Regions from separate parts of the Homo sapiens genome. Here region 2 is linked to region 1. Evidence: chromatin loops called from intact Hi-C (ENCODE). Cell type or tissue: ovary. All regions are shown on one strand. Links, peaks and the distances in the headings refer to the core of each region. The heading gives the core; the rest is flanking DNA. Region 1 has its middle 290 kb from the start of SMIM30. Region 2 has its middle 22 kb from the start of HRAT17.

The links. Peaks named below come from ENCODE experiments on the same cell type or tissue, not always from the same donor. Only the 100,000 strongest peaks of a DNase experiment are listed, where the experiment ranks them.
Region 2: it touches region 1 in a loop (4-fold over the local background); 9 of 110 quality-filtered maps call a loop at or near these places.

The regions. Positions count from the first base shown.
Region 1 is chr7:113,399,667-113,410,649 of GRCh38, reverse strand. No RefSeq gene overlaps it. Among named protein-coding and RNA genes, the nearest start is that of SMIM30, 290 kb to the right of the region's middle. In ovary, for the core only: no CTCF peak of the experiment used is centred there; no DNase peak of the experiment used is centred there.
Region 2 is chr7:113,011,854-113,022,836 of GRCh38, reverse strand. No RefSeq gene overlaps it. Among named protein-coding and RNA genes, the nearest start is that of HRAT17, 22 kb to the right of the region's middle. In ovary, for the core only: no CTCF peak of the experiment used is centred there; a DNase peak (open chromatin) is centred at 5,126.

The DNA of each region.
Region 1 (10,983 bases), core at 2,097-10,096:
CTCTACATAACCAGCCAATTTCTCCTTCCTCCCCACAAATTTCTTCTGAACAATGTGGGTCATTCTTCTTACTAACCTGAAATATATTATGCTCATTGCCACCTCCAAGGGCCTTTTGTTCCTTTCTGTTCCCTATGCAAATGTCACCAATTTTTCAAGAATCCTTTCACAGTTCACATTTTAGCAGAGTTCTATGACCAGAAGTGCTACAAAAATGTTAAAACATAATCTTACCTATGGCACAGTCATTCACAAGTATGGACTTAAAATAATGATAATATACAGAAGTCAGTAGATATGTATGGCAAAAGAAGCTCTGATGTTTTATCTCTGTAAAATAAAGTGAAGTGTGTAGCTGATGTTGGATTGCAACTTCAAACTCTAAGTCCCTTGGAATACGAGAAGTGGCATTTTCCATGGGACCTTAGGTCAACATATGGTTTTCAATCCTCCCCTGAACTACTTGATCATAACATTGAAAAATTCAATTTTTAATAATTATCACATTCTAAAGCATAGTCCACAGTATTTGGTACTGATACCACCTCCCTAATAAGGTACCAGAATTGAAGGATAAATAAAATACCCAACTTCCTTTTATTTTCATGAAAGGAGACAGCTCTTCAAAAATGCTCTATACTTCAAAATGAAACTCATAGAGACTAACCATAATACTTTAGTTGATATTTTCTGTATAAGCAGGACAAGTAACCGTAATTATCAGTCATACAACTCTCTAGGCTTGAGTAATGTTAATTGTTCAGCAGAGGTTTCTTGCTATGGTTTTATGAAAATAGAGCAGTTGTCAGGATATTTTTCTGAAAACTTTCTTATATTTAGGGATTTTATAAGTAAAATTTTTAAAAAGTATTATTTTGAGATTAAAGGTAATGAGGACCAGATGAAATACCACACTTTTGAGGTAAATAGAAAAATACAAGTACAATTACACATGTAAAATGATCAGGTCAGGTTAAAATCATTGCATTTAATCTAAGATTGTTGATCTGATAAGAATTTCGTTTTATATAAATATATTGGTCAGGGTACTCCAGAGAGACAGGACTGATAGCATATAGAGACAAATGTGAAGGAATTTATCAGGAGAATTGGTTCACTGGATTATAGAGGCTGAGAAGTCTCATAATAGTCTGACTATAAGCTGGAGAACCAATGAAGTTGGTAGGGGGCTCAGTCCAAGTCCAAAGGCCTAAGAGCGGGAAGCAAAGGGTGAGAGGTAGCAGGGGGTAAAGAAACTGCTGATGCAAGTCCTGGAGTCCAAAAACTGAAGAACCTGGAGTTCTGATGTCCAAGGGCAGGGGAAGAAGGGCATCCCAGCTCTGAAAGAGAGACAGCAAGAATTTGCCCTTCCTCTACCTTTTTATTCAATCTGCATCCCCAGCCAATTGGAAGGTACCTGCCCACATTGAGGGCAGATCTTCCCCCACTCAGTCCACTGACTCACATGCAAATCTCCTCCAGAAACACCCTCACAGACACATCTGAGGCAGCCCACTCATTCTAATCAAATGCCAAACCACTTGGGCTTCGTTTTTAGCAAAAGAAGGATGGGCTCAGAGCCTACTAAAACATTGAGAATAATTAATGCAATTATTGAGAATAAATAATGTATTACCAGCTATCTGGATATCCCCTAATTCAGTCAAATTGATACCCAAAATCAATCATCACAATAAGCCAAAGCTACTTTTTGGTCAATAAAATCCAACAAGTATGCATTGCATATTTATTATGTCAGACCCTGTGCTAGGCTTTAGTGGCCAAAATCAAACATGGTTCCTGTTCTTATGGAGATTTTAGGTTTGTAAAGGAGACAGACAGTCATTATTCAAATGATCACACTAAGGATTGAATAACCACAAATTGAGATAAGTGCTCTGAAGGAAAGGAAGAATGCTGTATGAGAAATATTCCTAAGAAACTCAGTTCCGAGATTCCAGGTTTACTTCTAGGCACCAGGCATGCAATAGTGAAAAATAGACATCTTTCCACCCTCAAGGCACTGAAATTACAGTTAGGGGGCAGACACTGTGTGAGTAAACAAATAAATCATTCTAAATCATAGTTGTTCTCATGGAGAAAACATAGTGCATGGTGATGAAGAACAACATGGAGAGGGGCTGATTTAGATAAAGAGATAAAAGGAGCTTTTCTTGGGAGAAGCACGGCTGAGATCTTAGAGATGAGAAGGATCCAGCCATTTGATATGATGTTAAGGGCCAAGAAAGCATATAGAATGGTCCTGAAACAAACAAAAAGGAGATCTGTTTGATTAAAGGTCACAGGGTAAGCCACAGTAGCTGGAACAGAGAAGGGAAGAGAAGAGAGACATGAAATAGGATTATAAAAAATAGACCATGGTGAAATCATCAGAACTTCATAAGGAATGTTAAGTTTGGATTATATCCTAAGTGCAGTGGGAGGGCACAAAAGGGTACTGAAATGATTTAAAGTTTAATATGTTCCTTTTGGCAACTAAATAGATTGTTAAAGAAGGAAGTTCGGTTGGATACTAGTGCTATTCTCTGAGCAAGAAGGGACGGTACCAGAGCGCTGGCAGGGAAGACAGAAGTAGAGATTTGAGGTATATTTCAAAGGGTAGACACAAATAATATGTTGATGAATTAGCTGTAGGAAGGGAGAAGGATTAGAAAAATTAAACTAATGATGACTTCCACGTTCCTGGCTTAGCAGTTGAGTGGACACTGTTAACCTTTACTGGGATGGGGAAGTTTAGAAACAACAAATTTGAACTGAGATGGGGTGGAGTGAGGTGGAGATCTGAAATTCAGTTGCAGTAATGTGGAGTTTGAAATGCCTGGGAGACAGCTTATTTGAAATGTCAGGTGAGCAGTTAAATATGGATAAGAAGAGACATGTAAAATAGGCATCACTGAGGGGTCCTCAGCATGTAAGTGTTACGTGAAGTGATGGTAATAAGCATTATCACCAAAAGAAAGAATGCAAAGATATAAAAGAGTGTGTAAGACCAAGCTCTTCAGAAAAAGTTAAAACTAGCAAAGGAGACTGACAGGAAGTGGCCAGTGAAATCTGGAACACCGGACATCATAAAATTTCTAACAGAGAGTGTTTCAGAGAATGTGTTTTTTTGTACTCTAGGCTTTTGTTCATCTATTGACAAATACATAGGAATTTATTTTAAAGGGTAAATGACATATCAAAATAACAGCATATCACAACAATAATAATTCATAATGGATACAGTCTATAAAGTATTTCTGCATATCTCACTTCATCTCAACAATAAGTATATTTTATTAGTGATCATATTATGAATTTAAAGATATTGGAGCTCATGGGAGCAACTGAAATTTAGTAATTCATTTATTTAATAAGTATTGTGAACTTCTGCTATAAGAGACATTTTCTAGACACTACGGATATAGATGTGAACAAAAGAGATCATGTCCCTGAACTCATGGCACTTACTTTCCAATGGATATTGTACTGCAGTGTTCATAATGTGCCATACAGGGCTAACACTTATTCAAAGGTGCAGGGTTTTGACTGCAGACATTAATTAAAAAAGAAAAACTTAATTGCTCAGTGTTTTTTTAAACAGTTCAGTAGTATTAAGTATATTTACCTTGTGCAAGCAGCTCACTTATTTGAATTCTTACAAATGTGATGTATCTAAGCATACTACTAATTTAATGAGTTTGGGGACATATCATATTAAGTAGACTAACCATACATGGTCACTACATATCTATATAAATGACATATTGAGGGGTCTGTATCTTAAACCTTTCAAAAATCTACCTATGATCCGAGATTCTTTAATAATATCAGTGCTTGCCAAGGAGTTAAAAAGCATGAATATTTGTACTGTTTGTATCTAATAAAGTTTTTTGTTCACTTGGGCATACTCCATTTAATATTCTATAAATGTAGTTGTTGCAGTATATGAGTGTCCTGATATCCCATACATATTCTTTATTTTGTTTTCACAAATAAAGTAAGGTTTAGTACTGCTTTGACAAAACACAAGGTCGCCAAGTTTGCACTTTTTCAAATAATACAGAAGAAAATAAATCTCAATGTATTTAATAGCACATACTTTATCTTATTTTTCTTATCCTTTTTTGCTCTAGGAATTTATTTCTGTCTAAAGTAATCTATGGATGCCACAAAAAATGTGGCATCTTTATCTGTGAAGGAGTCAGATAACATTAGTGCTTGGTTGATTTATCAATGTGTCTGGCAGTTAAAAGATTTGTGTGTGGGTCATTCTGATAGAACATATGTAACGTTGATTTTTGTTGCTAGATTCATGCTAAACAGACTTGACCATATAATCTTTGTAAGAGCCACTGACCCTCTGAAAACTGCTTTGCATTTGTCCTTGTGTTCTGTATAAAATCCTTAGTTTGGATTCCTTTACCCTTCAAAATGACCATGATGGTCCCTTGCTTATTTTTTTTTCTTTTTTCCCTTTGGGAATTTACACTGGCTAAAGAACACATTCTAAGAACTGACCTTCATTATTGCCATGGCTGAATCATTCTTAAAGCAACTTCGGTTTTAAAGAGAGATTTGTATTTAATGTCCTCCCTGGCATTTCATAAGGTTAAAGAGGAGCTTAACGATAACCTTCATGTACAGCAGGTAGAGTCTGCAGTCATTACTATATGAGTGCAGGTGAATAGCTATATTATTTCCACTAAAGAGAAGAGAAAAAAATAAAACTTGACTGAAGCAAGTTTGAGCCAGACTAATGGTTCTCCATGTGGTGATGCCCCCCTATAGGAGGGATTTGGGAAAGGCATGGGGTATTTTTGGTAATCATAAGAGAGGACACCACTTGCTTTTCACAAGGGAGGACTACATGTTCTGCAGTGTGTGGAGGAGGCCTACCGACCAAGAATTGTCCCAAATGACTTTTAAATGTCCTGCTGGTCTCTTACGTGGATGAAAAAATATTTATAATCTGAGCTTAGAATCTAACCACATTTTACAATAAGCGTAGTTTTCCCTAAGATAATTTTTCTGGGAATGCCAGTCTTTGCCAAATGGTGGGAAGATTTTACCTTGCTTTAGTTGGATTTTAGCCAAGATTTGTTTGCAATTTTGTAAAATCATGTCCCTGACAGCAGTGTCACTTGGTGGGGGTTGAGTCACCCTGTACAACCAGTTCAATACACCTACATCAATCTGGATTTGGAACAGTCACATTTCTGGAATTCTATGTGTAGGTGCAAGCATCTTACTACTTCATTTTATTTTCTTGTGTGGTCCTGACTGAATATTTACATACTGAAATGTGTATTACTTCATTTAAATTTATTTCATTGATTTTTATAATTAAATCAGATATATTGATTGTTAACAGCTTTATTGAGGTATAATTGACACACAAAGAGCTGCATGTATTAAGGAGTACAATTTGATGGGTTTGGATATATGAAAAACACCTGTGATACCATCACCACTCTTACATTGATCTTTATACTACAAGTAAGATATAGTATCTAAAATTTCATCTTAGAATGAAAAAGGGAGAACTACAAAATATTTGTTATAAAAAGGGTCATTGGCTAAACGCTAGAAAGAACAATAGTCTTCTGACTTCTGACACTTATGGGAGAAAGGAAATTGTAATATCTCCTCTCTAGAGGATTTAGATTATGTTAATTTGGACCTCAAGTACAGTGACTTCTTCAGTCAACCATTTTGAAAGCACTGACTAATTATATTGGAATTACACAGACCAGTAATTCACCCTTCAACATCACTGTCTATTACAATGCAAAGGTTTGTTTCATCATGGTCCTTAGCCTGAGAGCCCCTACCCAGGGCCCTTAGAACATATCATAGGATCTTCTTTGTGATAGAGTGAGTAAACATATGAGATGCAAAACTCATGTTTATTTATTCAGTCCCATATTGTTCCCTGAATTGTACCTATTCCCTGTGTAGCCTGATAACCCTGTTGCCTCAGATGAGCCAAAAATAAAGCCTTTCTTCATAGATAAACATTATGTCCCCCCGCCCCGCCCCCACAGAAAACTTGTATCATTGATTTGTGAAGCTTATAATTTGTTGGCACTTCCACTGCGGTCCAAGCTGGTATTCATGCCCAGGAAAATTCAGCTAGGCCATGTACTCTTAGCTCCCCTCTTCCTTTACCCCGTCCCCTCCCTCCAGAGGCTTTCAAGACCATAGACAAATGTGCCCTCTGGTGGCTGATGATCATCTCATTATTTTTTGACCTAGGCTCAGCTTTTCACTATACACGTTGAACTTTTGATAATCTGAAATGTGCGTAATAAAAAGTAACTATCTTTATATAAGGCTGTGGTAGCATCCTGGCCAGAGACAAGAAAGATTTTTTTAAAAATCGCCTTAATGCGTCAAGGCACTCTAGTGTGTTAGTTTTTTTGTAGACTCTGGACCCAGAATTTTTTGGTTCAAATACAAACTGTGCCATTTACCAGCTCTGTGACCTTGCTCTGTTTATTTAACCTGTGCATCTTAATTATTCTGTAAAATGGTGTTAATAATACTACCTACCAAATAGGATTGTAATGAGGATTAGATGAGTTAATTAATGCAAAGGGCTTAGAACAACACCTTGCACATAGTAAGCACTCAATAAATACTAGTTATTGTTCCTAGAGTTGTGCTTCTGTTTCCAGGGCTATTCACTTATACTTGAAAATACATATACTTTCCCAGGTGTTCAAGTCAGAAAGTAATCCAAATGCTCATCCTCAATTTCCTCTCACGCTTCATAAAAAAGTTAAGTTCTTTCTCCAAATCACAAGTATGTGAAAATTAAATACTTTCTCATGATCTCGTGTACTTAAAAATGTGTAGTATGCCTTCTTTTTTGTAAAATTTGAACCAAGAGGGGATTTGGGCATGGCAAGCAGGAATAGGTCTATTTAGGGGTTTAGTAATTCTGATTCAAGTAAGTCCTGACTTCATCTGCAAACCAAGTAACACTGCATAGAATCTTGTAACTTTGCAGCATTTTTCTTCTTACAATTTTGAATATTTGTTTCTTCTTTGTTGGAGAATAACATTTCAGCCTTCTTTTCACATTATTATTCTGATGTGTCTAATACCTCTTCATTACTCTTCACAGCACCAGTGATTACCACCTTGTCCAAATATCAATTAATGTCTGATTATGATTATGATGTTGATGTAGCCAAAACAGAGGAGCTTTTGATTACTCTGTCTCTGTGTCAGATTTCCAGGGTATATCTAAATGAAATATTGAGATCATTCATTTTGATTGAATTACCTAATAATCAGTAAAACTGACTCCTCAAACTACCCTGAATTTACTAGCACTTTTTGTCTGATTGAGGAGACACAGCCGGAAGGTCATACAGATGCTACACTTCTCTCTTCTGTACAAAGTAAAAATACCAGGGCCGCCCTCTCCCCTTCTATATTTATGTTTAAAATATCTGACATGAAGATGTGGAAAATTCAGCCACATTTAATTATTACTCTCAATAATTTACATTTGTTTATATTTACCTTTTTTTTTTTTTTTACAGCAATCACTGTGTGGTCTTTATTCCCGAATAACATTATAGGCTGGATTCCAGTCAATTGGTTAGAACAGAGGGTTTTGATGACAGGTAAAGATAAGGGCTGCAGTGCCTGAAATCCTGCCCTCAGCAATTTTTCTCTTGTCTCTTAGGATCTATTATAAGACAATACCATTTTATAAAGTGTCTTATAATTTGTTAGATAACACTAGAAGTACACATTTAAATGTTCAAAGAGCTAAAAATAAATCTTTCATCCATATAGACATAATTAGAATGCTACATTTTTATGTCTACCCAAGTCCCTAGGATGCAATTGCCACATTTCCCAATAGAAAAGAAAACAAATCTATAAACTCTGGCAGGGTGTCCCCAAAGGACATTCTGCTGCCTCCTTTGAAAGCATCAAATGCTAGAGAAGCTTCTAGCCTTCCACAGCTCAAAGAATTCCTTGCTCACAGACTAACACTATTGCTGCAGCACATCTCATGATTTTCTCTAAAAACAAAGGATTCAAAAGTAATGGAGAGGGCTCAGTAAGTTAGCATTATTTTATGATCAATTTTAATTAATCATTTAAGTAAGGCAATCTGCACTACATACATCATATGGAAGAATTCATCACAGTGTCACTTGCTTATAATAAAAAATAACCCTCATTTTCTTAAAAGCTTCTTAAGATGGAGGAGGGAAGCTGTAAAAAGAGGCTAAATGGAGAAAAAAAGGAAAAGAGATGGATGGAAAGAAAATAGATGATAAGACAGGGAAGCATTGTAATATTTAAATGCTAACAGTGTGTCTATCTTTGTTCACTTATCGTGCTTGACAGTGCAAATGAACAACAGAGTAGGGAAACGCATGGTATGGTAAATTATTATGGATATGTCAGATAAGCAGTTTGTCTGATGTTTCCATCTCTGCTGCAAGGCTGGCTTAAAACTGTGTGACCTATTCTTTAGAGAGTCAAAGATAAACTCTACCAATTGTGTAATTCCTCCTACTCTGATAGAGATAAATGTGTTTGTATTTTTTCCAACTAATCCTCCTTGTTGGCTGATAAAATAAGGCTGCATCCACATGACATACAAAAATTGAAGATATCCAGACAAGTATCCAGCCATCTGCCCATTGGGTCATGTTGTTATCAGGGTTTCTTTTAGATTAAACAGATGTGTTGTAAGTTAATACAAAAATGAATCCAAAAACCTGGATCCTCTAAGGTAGTGGTGCCAATCCTTTGTTGCAAAAAACAAAACAAAACAAAATGCAGGGGAAAGTTTTGCAAAGTGCCAATATTCAGGTACTATTGAATACATATTGAATCATTTTCTCTGGGTATGACTCTGGGCATCGTTTCTTTTAAGTTTCCATAGGGATTCTAAAAGTGCAAGCAGTTTTGAGAACCATTTTCTTTAAGCTTTAAATAATACTCTTGGCCAGGCGTAGTGGCTCACGGCTGTAATCCCAGCACTTTGGGAGGCCAAGGTGGGTGAATCACGAGGTCAGGAGATTGAGACCATCCTGGCCAATATGGTGAAACCCCATCTGTACTAAAAATACAAAAATTAGCTGGCTGTGGTGGCACACACCTGTAGTCCCAGCTACTTGGGAGGCTGAGGCAGGAGAATTGCTTGGACCCAGGAGGCGGAGGTTGCAGTGAACCAAGATCATGCTACTGCACTCCAGCCTTATGACAGAGCGAGACTTCATCTAAAAAAAAAAATAGAAATAAAAAAGAATACTCTTAACATGCTCAGGTACTCTTAATCTTAATACTCATTATGGTCAGAGTATTAATCCTAAGATAAAGGTTCATTTTAAGATTAATACTCTTGATATGGTCAAATTTCAAACAAATCTCATATTTTGTAAAGTTTACAGGGCACTTTCAGTGTCTCAGAGATTGAGTCAAAAATATATGTATTAAAACAGAACAATAATGGGTTAGGAGATTAAACCAATAACCAAAAACCTCCAACCAACAAGAAAGAAAACCCAGGAATTACTGACTTCTCTGGTGAATTCTAACAAATATTTAATAAAAAAAATTTAATGCTGAACCTTCTCAAACTCTTCCAAAAAAATTGAAAAGGAAGGAACACTTCCAAATTTAGTTTTTAAGGCCAGCATTACTCTGATAACAGAGCCAGACAAGAATAGGAAAAGGAAATAAAACTACAGGCCAATATTCTAGATAAACAAAGATGCAAAAATGGTCAACAAAATGCTAGTAAACTGAATTCAACAGCATAAAGAATCATATTCCATGATCAAGTGGGATTTGTTCCAAAGATGCAAAAATGGCTCAACATATGTAAATCAATAAATGTGATATACTACATGAAAATAATTAAGGATGAAAATCATATAATCATCTCAATAGATGCAAAAATTTTTGACAAAATTCAACTTCCTTTCAACAAATTAGTTATAGAAGGAATATACTTCAACATAATGTAGGATATATATGAAAGCCCATAACTAACATCATACTTAATGGTGAAAAGCAACAAGTTTTTCCTGTAAGATCAGAAATATGACAAGGATGCCCAATCCCATCACTTCTCTTCAATATAATACAGGAAATATTGAACAGAGCAATTAAGCAAGAAAGATAAATAAAAGACATCCAAATAGAACAGAAGAAGTAAAATTGTTGCTGTTTGCAGATGACATGATCTTATGTATAAAATATGCTAAGGACTTCTTCAAAAAACTGTTAGAACTAATAAACCAATTAAGTGAAGTTTCAGGAAAAATATCAACATGTAAAGATCATTGCATTTCTCTACATTAACAACAAACTATCCAAAAAAACAAAATTAAGAAAATAATCTCATTTACAATAGCAACCAAAAGCAAACTACTGTGGAATAAGTTTAACAAAGGAGGTAAATGATCTGTACACCAAAACCTATCAAACATTGATAATAGAAATTGAAGAAGACACAACTAAATGAAAAGATGTCCCATGTTCATGGATTAGAAGAATTGATTGTGTTAAAATGTTCATACTACCCAAAGCAATGCAATGCCTATCACAATTCCAATGACATTTTTCACAGAAATATAAAACACAATCCTAAAACCAGAAGGAAGCACAAAAGACCTTGAATAACCAAGGAGATATGGAGAAAGAACAAACCTGGAGGCATCCACACTACTTGATTTCAAAATGTAACACAAAGCTATAATAATCAAAACAGAATACTAACATAAAAACAGATATATAAACCAATGGAACACAAAATAAAGCACATATACACAAATTTCACTCATATATGGTTGACTGATCTTCAATAAAGATGGCAAGAACACACAATGGGGAAAAAACAGCCTATTCAATAAAAGGTATTGGGACAACTAAATATCCACACGCAAAAGAATGGAATTATCTCACACCATATACAAAAATCAACTCAAAATGAATTAA
Region 2 (10,983 bases), core at 1,784-9,783, 390 kb after region 1:
CACAAAAGACCCAGAATAGCCAAAGTTAGTCTAAGAAAAAAGAACAAAACTAGAGAAATCACATTACCTGACTTCAAATTATACTACAGAGCTGTAGTAACCAAAACAGCATGGTACTGGCATAGAAATAGACACATAGACCAATGGAACAGAATAGAGAACCCAGAAACAAATCCACACACCTACAGTGAATTCATTTGTGACAAAAGTGCCAAGAACATACACTGAAGAAAAGACAGTCTGTTCAATAAATGGTGCTGGGAAAACTGGATAGCTATATGCAAATGAATGAAACTACACCCCTATATTTCTCCATATACAAAATTAAAATAGAAATGGATTAAAGACTTAAGTCTAAGACCTCAAACTATGAAACTAATACAAGAAAACTTTGAGGAAAATCTCCAGGACATTGGTCTGGGCAAAGAATATTGAGTAATACCCCACAAGCACAGGCAACCAAAACAAAAATGGACAAATGGGATCACATCAAGTTAAAAAGCTTCCACACAGCAAAGGATACAATCAAAAAAAGTGGAGAGACAACCCACAGTATGGGAGAAAATATATGCAAACTACCCCTCTGACAAGGGATTAATAACCAGAATGTATAAGGAGCTCAAACAACTCTTTAGGAAAAAAATCTAATAATCTGATCAAAGATGGACAAAAGATTTGAAAACACACCTCTCAAAAGAAGACATACAAATGGCAAACAGACATATAAAAAGGTGCTCAACATCATTGATCATCAGAGAAACACAAATCAAAATTACAATGAAATATAATCTCACCCCAACTAAAATGGCTTATATCCAAAAGACAGAAAATAACAAATGCTGCTGAGGATGTGGACAAAGGGAACCCTTGTATGCTACCAGTGAGAATGTAAATGAGTATAACCACTATGGAGAATAGTTAGTTTGGGGGTTCCTCAAAAAACTAAAAATTGAGCTACCATATGATCCAGGAATTCCACTGCTGAGTATATACCAAAAAGAAAGAAAATCAGTATATCAAAGAGATTATCTGCACTGCTATGTTTGTTGCCACACTGTTTACAATGGCTAATATTTGGAAGCAACCTAACTGTCCATCAACAGACGAATGGATAAAGAAAATGTGGTATTATACAAAATGGAGTACTATTCAGCCATAAAAAAGAATGAGATCCAGTCATTTGCAACAACATGGATGAAACTGAAGATCATTATGTTAAGTGAAATAAGCCAGGCACAGAAAGACAAACATTACATGTTCTCACTTATTTATGGGATCTAAAAATCAAATCAATTGAACTCATAGACATAGAGAGCAGAAGGATGGTTACCAGAGGCTGAAAAGGGTAGTAGAGGGTTGGGTGGGGGGCAGGTGGAGATGGTTAACAGGTACCAAAAAATTAGAAAGAATGAATAAGACCTACCATTTGACAGCACAATAGGGTAACTATAGACAATAACAACTTAATTGTATATTTTTAAGTAACTTAAAGAGTGTAATAGGATTGTTTGTAACTCAAAGGATAAATGCTTGAGGGGATGGATATCCCATTCTCCATATGTGCTTATTTCACATTGCATGCCTGTATCAAAACATCTCATGTACCCCATAAATATATACACCTACAATATACCCACACACATTTTAAAAGGTAAAAGTAAATAAAAAGAATTAGCTATTGTCATTTCCATTTTATGAATAAAACAATGGGAGCAGAGGACAAATGAAACTATACTTATTCAATGCCACACATTTTATACATGATAGAGATGCTAAATCAAACCTGACTTAAAAACCCAGGTTCTTCATCACCAGGGTATATTGCTTCCTTTAGGTAACTCACAGGAAGTTTTGTAACTCTTTTTGTTGGGTGCTTTAAGAAGTCATCACATTATCTGACTTCAAACTCTGCTGCAAGGCTACAGTGACCAAAACAGCATGGCATTGGTACAAAACAGACATATAGACCAATGGAACAGAAAAGAAAGCCCAGAAATAATGCTGCACACCTACAACCATCTGATCTTCAACAAAGTTGACAAAAACAAGCAATGGGGAAAGGGCTCCCTATTCAATAAATAGTGCTGAGATAACTGGCTAGCCACATGTAGAAGATTGCAACTGGACCCCTTCCTTACACCACATACAAAAATCAACTCAAGATGGATAAAAGACTTAAATGTAAAACCTAAAACTGTAAAAACTCTAGAAGTTAACCTAGAAAATACCTTTCTTGACATAGGACTGGCAAAGATTTCATGATGAAGATGCCAAAAGCAATTGCAACAAAAACACAAATTAACAAATGGGAGCTAATTAAACTAAAGATCTTCTGCACAGCAAAAGAAACTATCAACTGAGTAAACAGACAATCTAAAGAATGAGAGAAAATATTTGCAAACTATGCATTTGATACAGGTCTAATATCCAGCATCTACAAGGAACCTAAACAAATTAACAACCAAACACAAACAATCCTATTAAAAGGAGGGCAAAAGACATGAACAGACACTTTGCAAAAGAAGACATACATATAGCCAACAAGCATATGAAAAAATGTTCAACATCACTGATCATTAGAGAAATGCAAATCAAAACCACAATAAGATACATCTCACACCAGTCAGAATGGCTATTACTAAAAAGTAAAAAAATAACATACTGGTGAGGTTGTGGAGAAAAGGGAATGCTTACACACTGCAGGTGGGAATGTAAATACATTCCGCCATGTGAAAAGCAGTGTGGTAATTTCTCAAAGAACTTAAAACATAATTATTATTTGACCCAGCAATTCCATTATGGGATATATACCCAAAGAAATATAAATTGTTATACCATAAAGAAACATGCACACAGATGTTCACTGCCGCACTACTCACAATAGCAAAGACATGGAATCAACCTAAATGCTTATCAATGGTAGAACTGATAAAGAAAATGTGGTGTATATTTTATATACACCATGGAATACTATGCAGCTTTAAAAAAAAATGAGATCATGTCCTTTGCAGAAACAAGGATGGAGGTGAAGGCTATTATCCTAAATGAACTAACACAGGAACAGAAAACCAAATACTGTGTGTTCTCATTTATAAGTGGGAGCTAAATATTGAGTACATATAGACATAAAGAAGGGAACAACAGACATTAAGGCCTACTTGAGGGTAGAGGCTGTGAGGAGGGTGAGGATCAAAAAACTACCTATTGGGTACTACTATGCTTATTAACCGGGTGATGAAACAATCTGTACACCAAACCTCCATGGCATGCAATTTACCTATCTAACAAACTTGCACATGTACTGAACCTAAAACAAAAGTAAAAAAAGGAATCAATATAAATGCAATGTTTTTGAAACTCATAGAAAACAATCAGAGCTCATATGAATAATGATAATTTACATGTGTATAATCATTTACTAAACTTTCCTGCACATTCTTTTTTTGGAACATCATTGTATGAAACTCGGAGTTTACAATCTGTGTGTTATTTTTAAGCTTCCTTAAAGTTAACACACCCAGAAAAGTGTTTAGGTTAAATTCTACAGAGCAAGTCCAGGGCTTTTCACTGGGAACTATGTTGCCCTAACAACATGTGCTTCACATAACCTCCAACTGGTGACCACACACAATCATGAGCATACTCTTAAAAGACTAATCAGGAGCTTCTAATTTTGAGCCCAGAGAAGTTTAATTGTAGAAAGTTTATTGTTTATTGTGACCTCATTACTCACCTACTAAGATTTCAGAAGTTTGACTATAGATGGATAATTGCCAGCCCAATACTTTGTTTTCTCTTATGTGAATTTGGCCATTTTAAGAACAGGAATAGCTGGGCGCAGTGGCTCACGCCTGTAATCCCAGCACTTTGGGAGGCCGAGGTGGGCGGATCACCTGAGGTCAGGAGTTCAAGGCCAGCCTGGCCAACATCTACAAAATTAGCCGGGCATAGTGGTGCACACCTGTAGTCCCAGTTACTCAAGAGGCTGAGGCAGGAGAATTGCTTGAACCTGGGAGGTGGAGGTTACGGTGAGCCGGGATTACACCACTGCACTCCAGCCTGGGTGACAAGAGCGAGACTCCATCTCAAAAAAAAAAAAAAAAAAACCAAGAATAAAAACCAAAAGTTGTCATTGCTTCCTACAGAAGGATCAGGTAAGTTCAGGCATTCACCCACTCATCCTGTGTCCGGAATTGCTGGGTTCTTGGTCTCACTGACTTCAAGAATGAAGCTGTGGACCCTCGCGGTGAGTGTTACAGTTCTTAAAGGCGGCGTGTCTGGAGTTTGTTCTTTCTGATGTTCGGATGTGTTCGGAGTTTCTTCCTTTTGGTGGGTTCGTGGTCTCGCTGGCTCAGGAGTGAAGCTGCAGACCTTCGCAGTGAGTGTTACAGCTCATAAAAGCAGTGTGGACCCAAAGAGTGAGCAGTAGCAAGATTTACTGCAAAGAGCAAAAGAACAAACCTTCCACAGTGTGGAAGGGGACCCCAGCAGGTTGCCACTGCTGGCTCGGGCAGCCTGCTTTTATTCTCTTATCTGGCCCCACCCACATCCTGCTGATTGGTAGAGCCGAGTGGTCTGTTTTGACAGGGCACTGATTGGTGCATTTACAATCCCTGAACTGGACACAAAGGTTCTCCACCTTCCCCACTAGATTGGCTAGATACAGAGTGTTGACACAAAGGTTCTCTAAGTCCCCACCAGAGTAGCTAGATACAGAGTGTCCATTGGTGCATTCACAAACCCTGAGCTAGACACAGGGTGCTGATTGGTGTGTTTACAAACCTTGAGCTAGATACAGAGTGCCTATTGGTGTATCTACAATCCCTGAGCTAGACATAAAGGTTCTCCAAGGCCCCACCAGAGTACCTAGATACAGAATGTTGATTGGTGCAGTCACAAACCCTGAGCTAGACACAGGGTGCTGATTGGTGTGTTTACAAACCTTGAGCTAGATACAGAGTGCCAATTGGTGTATTTACAATCCCTGAGCTAGACATAAAGGTTCTCCAGGTCACCACCAGACTCAGGAGCCCAGCTGGCTTCACCCAGTGGATCCCGCACCGGGGCTGCAGGTGGAGCTGCCTGCCAGTCCCGCGCCACCGTGCCCCCGCACTCCTCAGCCCTTGGGTGGTCGATGGGACTGGGCGCCATGGAGCAGGGGGTGGCGCTCATCCGGGAGGCTCCGGCCGCACAGGAGCCCACGGAGTGGGTGGGAGGCTCAGGCATGGGGGGCTGCAGGTCCCGAGCCCTGCCCCACGGGAAGGCAGCTAAGGTCCAGAGAGAAATCGAGTGCAGCCCTGGTGGGCTGGCACTGCTGGGGGACCCAGTACACCCTCTGCAGCCGCTGGCCCGGGTGCTAAGCCCCTCATTGCCCGGGGCCGATAGGGCCTGCCGGCTGCTCCGAGTGCGGAGCCCGCCAAGCCCACGCCCACCCGGAACTCCAGCTGGCCCGCAAACGCCGCGCGTGCAGCCCTGGTTCCCGCTGGCGCCTCTCCCTCCACACGTCCCTGCAAGCTGAGGGAGCCGGCTCCGGCCTTGGCCAGCTCAGAAAGGGGCTCCCACAGTGCAGCGGTGGGCTGAAGGGCTCCTCAAGTGCCGCCAAAGTGGGAGCCCAGGCAGAGGAGGCGCCGAGAACGAGCGAGGGCTGTGAGGACTGCCAGCACGCTGTCACCTCTCAATCCCATCCTCAACAAATGTGTATGTAACCTTACTTTTTTTTGCAAACAGGGGAAGGAATATCTTGACATTATTCTTTGTATCTAAGGAAACGCAAATAATTGGTGTTTTTAGTTTGATGTGGCAATCTAATTGGAAGGGCTTCAACTAAATGTTTACAGTTATATTTTCTGTGGGTGCTTACTATTTTGTATCTTATACCTAATATACTGTAACAAAATTATCCATCAATGTCTACGGTCATTCTAAATAATCAGTGAAATCAATGGCATGCATGTAGGTCAATCAAAAAATCGACTGGGCCATCTACTCATAATTTGATTGCACTGTACTTGACTAGCTGTATCTGAAATAACCTACATGTTACAAAATAATCATATCAGCAATTCAGTACTTATTGGGCCAGCCAAAGTTAAAAAAAAGCAGGTTTATTTTATGTCACATTCAAGTTACTTGCTTGCAACTAGACTTTAAAATATAATTTTAAAACACTTTATTTAATAGAAGTATACTTTCCACTGTAATGAATACATCTTGTAAAAATTCAGACAATACAAAAGCACATAAAGTATCAAGTCATCTCATAATACTAACCTTGTTTCTAGTTTCCTAGGCAAATCTCACTTTAACCTTGTAAAGTTTGCTTTTTTAAAGCATCTTCTTTTAAAGTTCTTAAACAATTATATAATCTCAAAATTGTAAATGTAAAAATCAGTAAATTGTTATCTCTGGATGCAGCAATACTTGTCGAGAGGGGGAAAAAACAAATTCTCTCATTTAACAATAAGTAAATATTGTTTACTCTTGCCTCTCAAACACATGTGTTTATTATTTATAAATTCAATTATTGTATGTCTATTCGATATTACAAAAAGTTATTCTTTTTAAGCATTCTTTTCCATGATCATTCATTTAAATTTTTAAATTAAATAATACATTTTAAAAAATTTACCCATAAGAAAATAACTGCTGTAATAAAATATAGAAAGTACATGTTCCAACTCTCTTAAGTTGCTGGACTTACTTTCAAGAGATTATCAGTGGTTCTCAAACTTAAAGTGTGAATTAGAATCACTTGTCAAAACACAGACTGCTGGGCTCCACCTCTGATCTTTCTGAATTAGTAGGTCTGGACTGAGACTCACGAATTCGTATTTTGAATAAGTTCCCAGGTAATCATGGTGGGTCTGATCCAGTGATCACATTTTGAAAACCACTATATAAAAGCATAAATATCACTTCAGAACTCATTTTCTAACTGTTACTGAATCTCGATTTTAATGGACAATTTAGTGCTATGTATATAGAAGTTTTCTGTAAATGCTATTAACTAATCAGTTCTAAAACTAGGTATAAAGCAAACTGGAGTACAAACCTACCAGCTACTAAATAATTCACATTTTCCCCTAGTATGCCAATTGAGAAAATCTTGGCCTGGGTTTCAGAGAGCACAGGTGCATAAAATAGCCTTTGTTATTTTATTTTATTTACTGACAATAACAATTTCAGTCATCCTGATACAGGCAATATAACAGTAAAATAAAATATGCTTAATGAAACATGAATGAACTTGTTGATTCCAGGATTTTTAAAGCAATGTTTTGATAATAGTAGATTGTTATTTTTAAAACAAATGAAATCACAGCTTGATTTTTTAGTTTCATCATAACATTAAGCTCATTTGCCAAAATCTGGAATGTGTATATTAGGTTGTTTCTTTCACCCTGTGTTACTAATTTAAGCAACATGTTTCTTCTGTTTTTCACCCAACACTACGATCAATGTAATCAATTAATTAATTAAAGGAGATGTTTAAGTTCTTTCCCATAGTCGCACCAGTTCTACCAGATTCTGAATGCTACTTAAAATATCAATGAAACTGGAAGAAAATAGTTAATAATTATTCTTTTCCTTTGACAATATGTTATGGTATTCATATGACTCCCTCTGGTGGCAAATGTAGCATGGAATGTTAATCTTTTTCAAGGAATATGCATGTGTACATTTCCTTTCATATAAAGCCAGTGATTCTTTCCTTCCTGTTGTCTTCTCTATATTAATGCTCTCAATATCTGATGTGACCATTGGAAGCTGTCAAAAATGCCCAATTCAGTCAGTATGGAGGTAGACTAAATTTCTGTCAAAAATCATCCTGGAAAATTGTGTCAAATAGTTTATGCATCCTTTTAACAATGAAACCAATACTAAAACAATTAATTAAAGAAAATGACTTCCCAAAATCAAACCTCAAACCCTCTAACTATAGTTAATGACTTCTCAAAATCAAATCTCAAACCCTCTAACTATAGTTAATGACTTCCCAAAATCAAATCTCAAACCCTCTAACTATAGTTAATTCATAGTCACATATAAACTTAGTCTAAGAAAACCTAAGTGTCTGCATCAAAAAATATCCTCAGAGTTTCAGACAAATAAAAGTCAATCAGAGATAAATTTGAATTTTACCTCTGCCACCTGGTGAATGGGTAACCTAAGTCAGATTATCTAACTTTTGTGAGATATGATTTTCATATCCATAAAATTGGATAATGCCTACTTTATGAACTTATTATAATGATTAAACAAGACAATGTTTTTAAAGGCCCATCACTGTGTCTAACATTTAGTAAAACACTCACTATTATTATAGTTATTACTTTAATTAACAAATTGAAGCAAAGGGAATTAGAAAAAAGAGTTAGGAAATTGAGACCTTCCAAGCTCACCCCACCACCAGGCCAGCCCCCATGGACTCAGGGTTCAAGAACCACCCCTGTGCCATGTCAGCCTCCATATCTTCAGGGATCCAGGCTTCAGACAGCTCCTGTGGACACAAGCTTCAGGCCCACCCCATGGGCCCAGGGGACATGACTACCCCAGTGGACCCCAGAACCAGGTTAGCTGCTATGGACCCAGGAGCCAGACCTGCCCTAGTAAAAGGCTCCAAGCACACCCCAGTAGACAAGCTCCAGGCCTGACCCCACAGACCCAGGCACCAGGCCAGCTCCTGTGGACCCAAGCTCCAGGTCCATCCACCTGGATCAGCTGATCTGTATCAGATTAGCCTGCCCAAAACCCTAGCAGCATAAACCTGCTGCCCATGGACCCAACCCATAGACTCTGCCAGACAGTCTTTCCCAGAACCTCTGGATAAGATGACTAGTGAAGGGCTTTACCTGCCAAAGCCAGTCTACAAAGATTGAAATAGGTCTCTACTTGTTCAAATATGCAGTCACCAACATATGGCCAAAAGGATCATGAGTAATCAGGGAAACATGATGCCACCAAGGGAATAAATTAAAGCATCAGTAGCTGGCCCTAAAGAAATGTAGATCTGTGAACTGCCTAACAAAAAACTCAAAACTCAAAATAATTGTAAAGAAGCTCAGAAGGCTGCAAGAAAACAGTTCAAAGCTAAATGAAATCAGGAAAACAATACATGAACAATACATGAAATAAGTTCATCAGAGATAGAAGCCATAAAAAGAACAAAACAGAAATTCTGAAGCTGAAGAACACAGTGACTAAACTGACACATTCCATGGAGAGTTTCAACAGCAGGCTCGGTCAGACAAAAGAAAGAATCAGTGAACTTGAAGACTTGGCATTTGAAATTGCCCAGATTGAGGCAAAAAGAATGAAAGAAGAGAGAGGAAAGCCTACAAGATTTATAGGACACCATCAAGCAAAACAATATATGAGCAAAGAAAGGGGCAAAAAGCTTACTCATTTATTTTTTTAAAATAGACAGATAAAGTTGTATGTATTTTTTGTGTACAATATGTTTTGAAATATATTTACATTGTGGAATGACTAAATTCAGCTAATTAACATATGGATTACCTCAGAGAGTTCATCATTTTCATGATGAGAACACAATACAGTTACTCTCTTAGCATTTTTCAAGAATACAATGTATTATTAACAATAGCCACTGAATTAGTTCTTTTTCATGCTGCTGATAAAGACATACCTGAGACTGGGCAATTTACAAAAGAGAGAGGTTTATTGGACTTACAGCTCCACATGGCTGAGGAGGCCTAGCAATGGTGGTGGAAGGCAAGGAGGAGCAAGTCACATCTTACATGGATGGCAGCAGGCAAAGAGAGAGCTTATGCAGGGAAACTCCCATTTTTAAAACCATCAGATCTCATGAGGCCTGTTCACTATCATGAGAACAGCACAGGAAAGACCCAACCCCATGATTCAATCATCTCCCACCAGGTCACTCCCACAACATGTGGGAATTATGGGAGCTACAAAATGAGATTTGTGTGGGGACACAGAGCTAAACCGTATCAGTCACCATGTTTTCTAACAGATACCTTGAATTTATTCTTCCTGTGTAAATAAAATTTTGTATCCTTTGACCGATATCTCCAACACTTTTATCTCCCAACCACAAAAGCCTTTGGTAACCGTCATTCTACTCTGTACTTCTATGAGAGCAACTCTTTTAATTCCATATATGAGTGAGACTATTCACTGTTAGTCTTTCTCTGGTTGGCTTATTTCACTTTGCATCATGTCCTCCATGTTCACCCATGTTGTAACAAAAGGCAGGATATCCTTATTTTTTTACAGCTGAATAGTATTCCATGTGTATATACACCACACTTTATTCATTCTTCCATTGATGAACACTTAGGTTGATGATTCCATATCTTGGCTATTGTAAATAGTGCTGCAATAAACATGAGAGTGCAGATATGTCTTCAACTTACTGATTTCGTTTCCTTTGGAATTATACCCAGAAGTGGGATTGCTAAATCATATGGTAGTTCTATTTTTAATTTTTTGAGGAACGTCCATAGTTTCCTTAATGGCTGCACTAATTTACATTCCCACCAGCAGTGTACAAGTGCTTTCTTTTCTCCACATCTTCACCAGCACTTATTTTTTAAATCTTTTTGATAATAGTCATTTTAACAGGTGTGAGGTGACATCTCCTTGCAGCTTAAAGTTGTATTTCTCTGTGACATTGAACATTTTCTCACTTACCAGTTGCCCATTTGCATGTCTTCATCTGAAAAATATCTTTTCAGGTCCTTTGCCCTTTTTTGTTTGTTTGTTTTTTGAGATGTAGTCTCACTCTGTCTCCCAGGCTGGAGTGCAGTGGCATGCTCTCGGCTCACTGCAACCTCTGCCTCCCAAGTTCAAGCGATTCTCCTGCCTCAGCCTCCTGAGTAGCTGGGACTACTGGCGCCCGCCACCACACCTGGCTAATTTTTATATTTTTAGTAGAGACGGGGTTTCACCATATTGGCCAGGCTGATCTTCAACTCCTGACCTTGTGATCCACCCGCC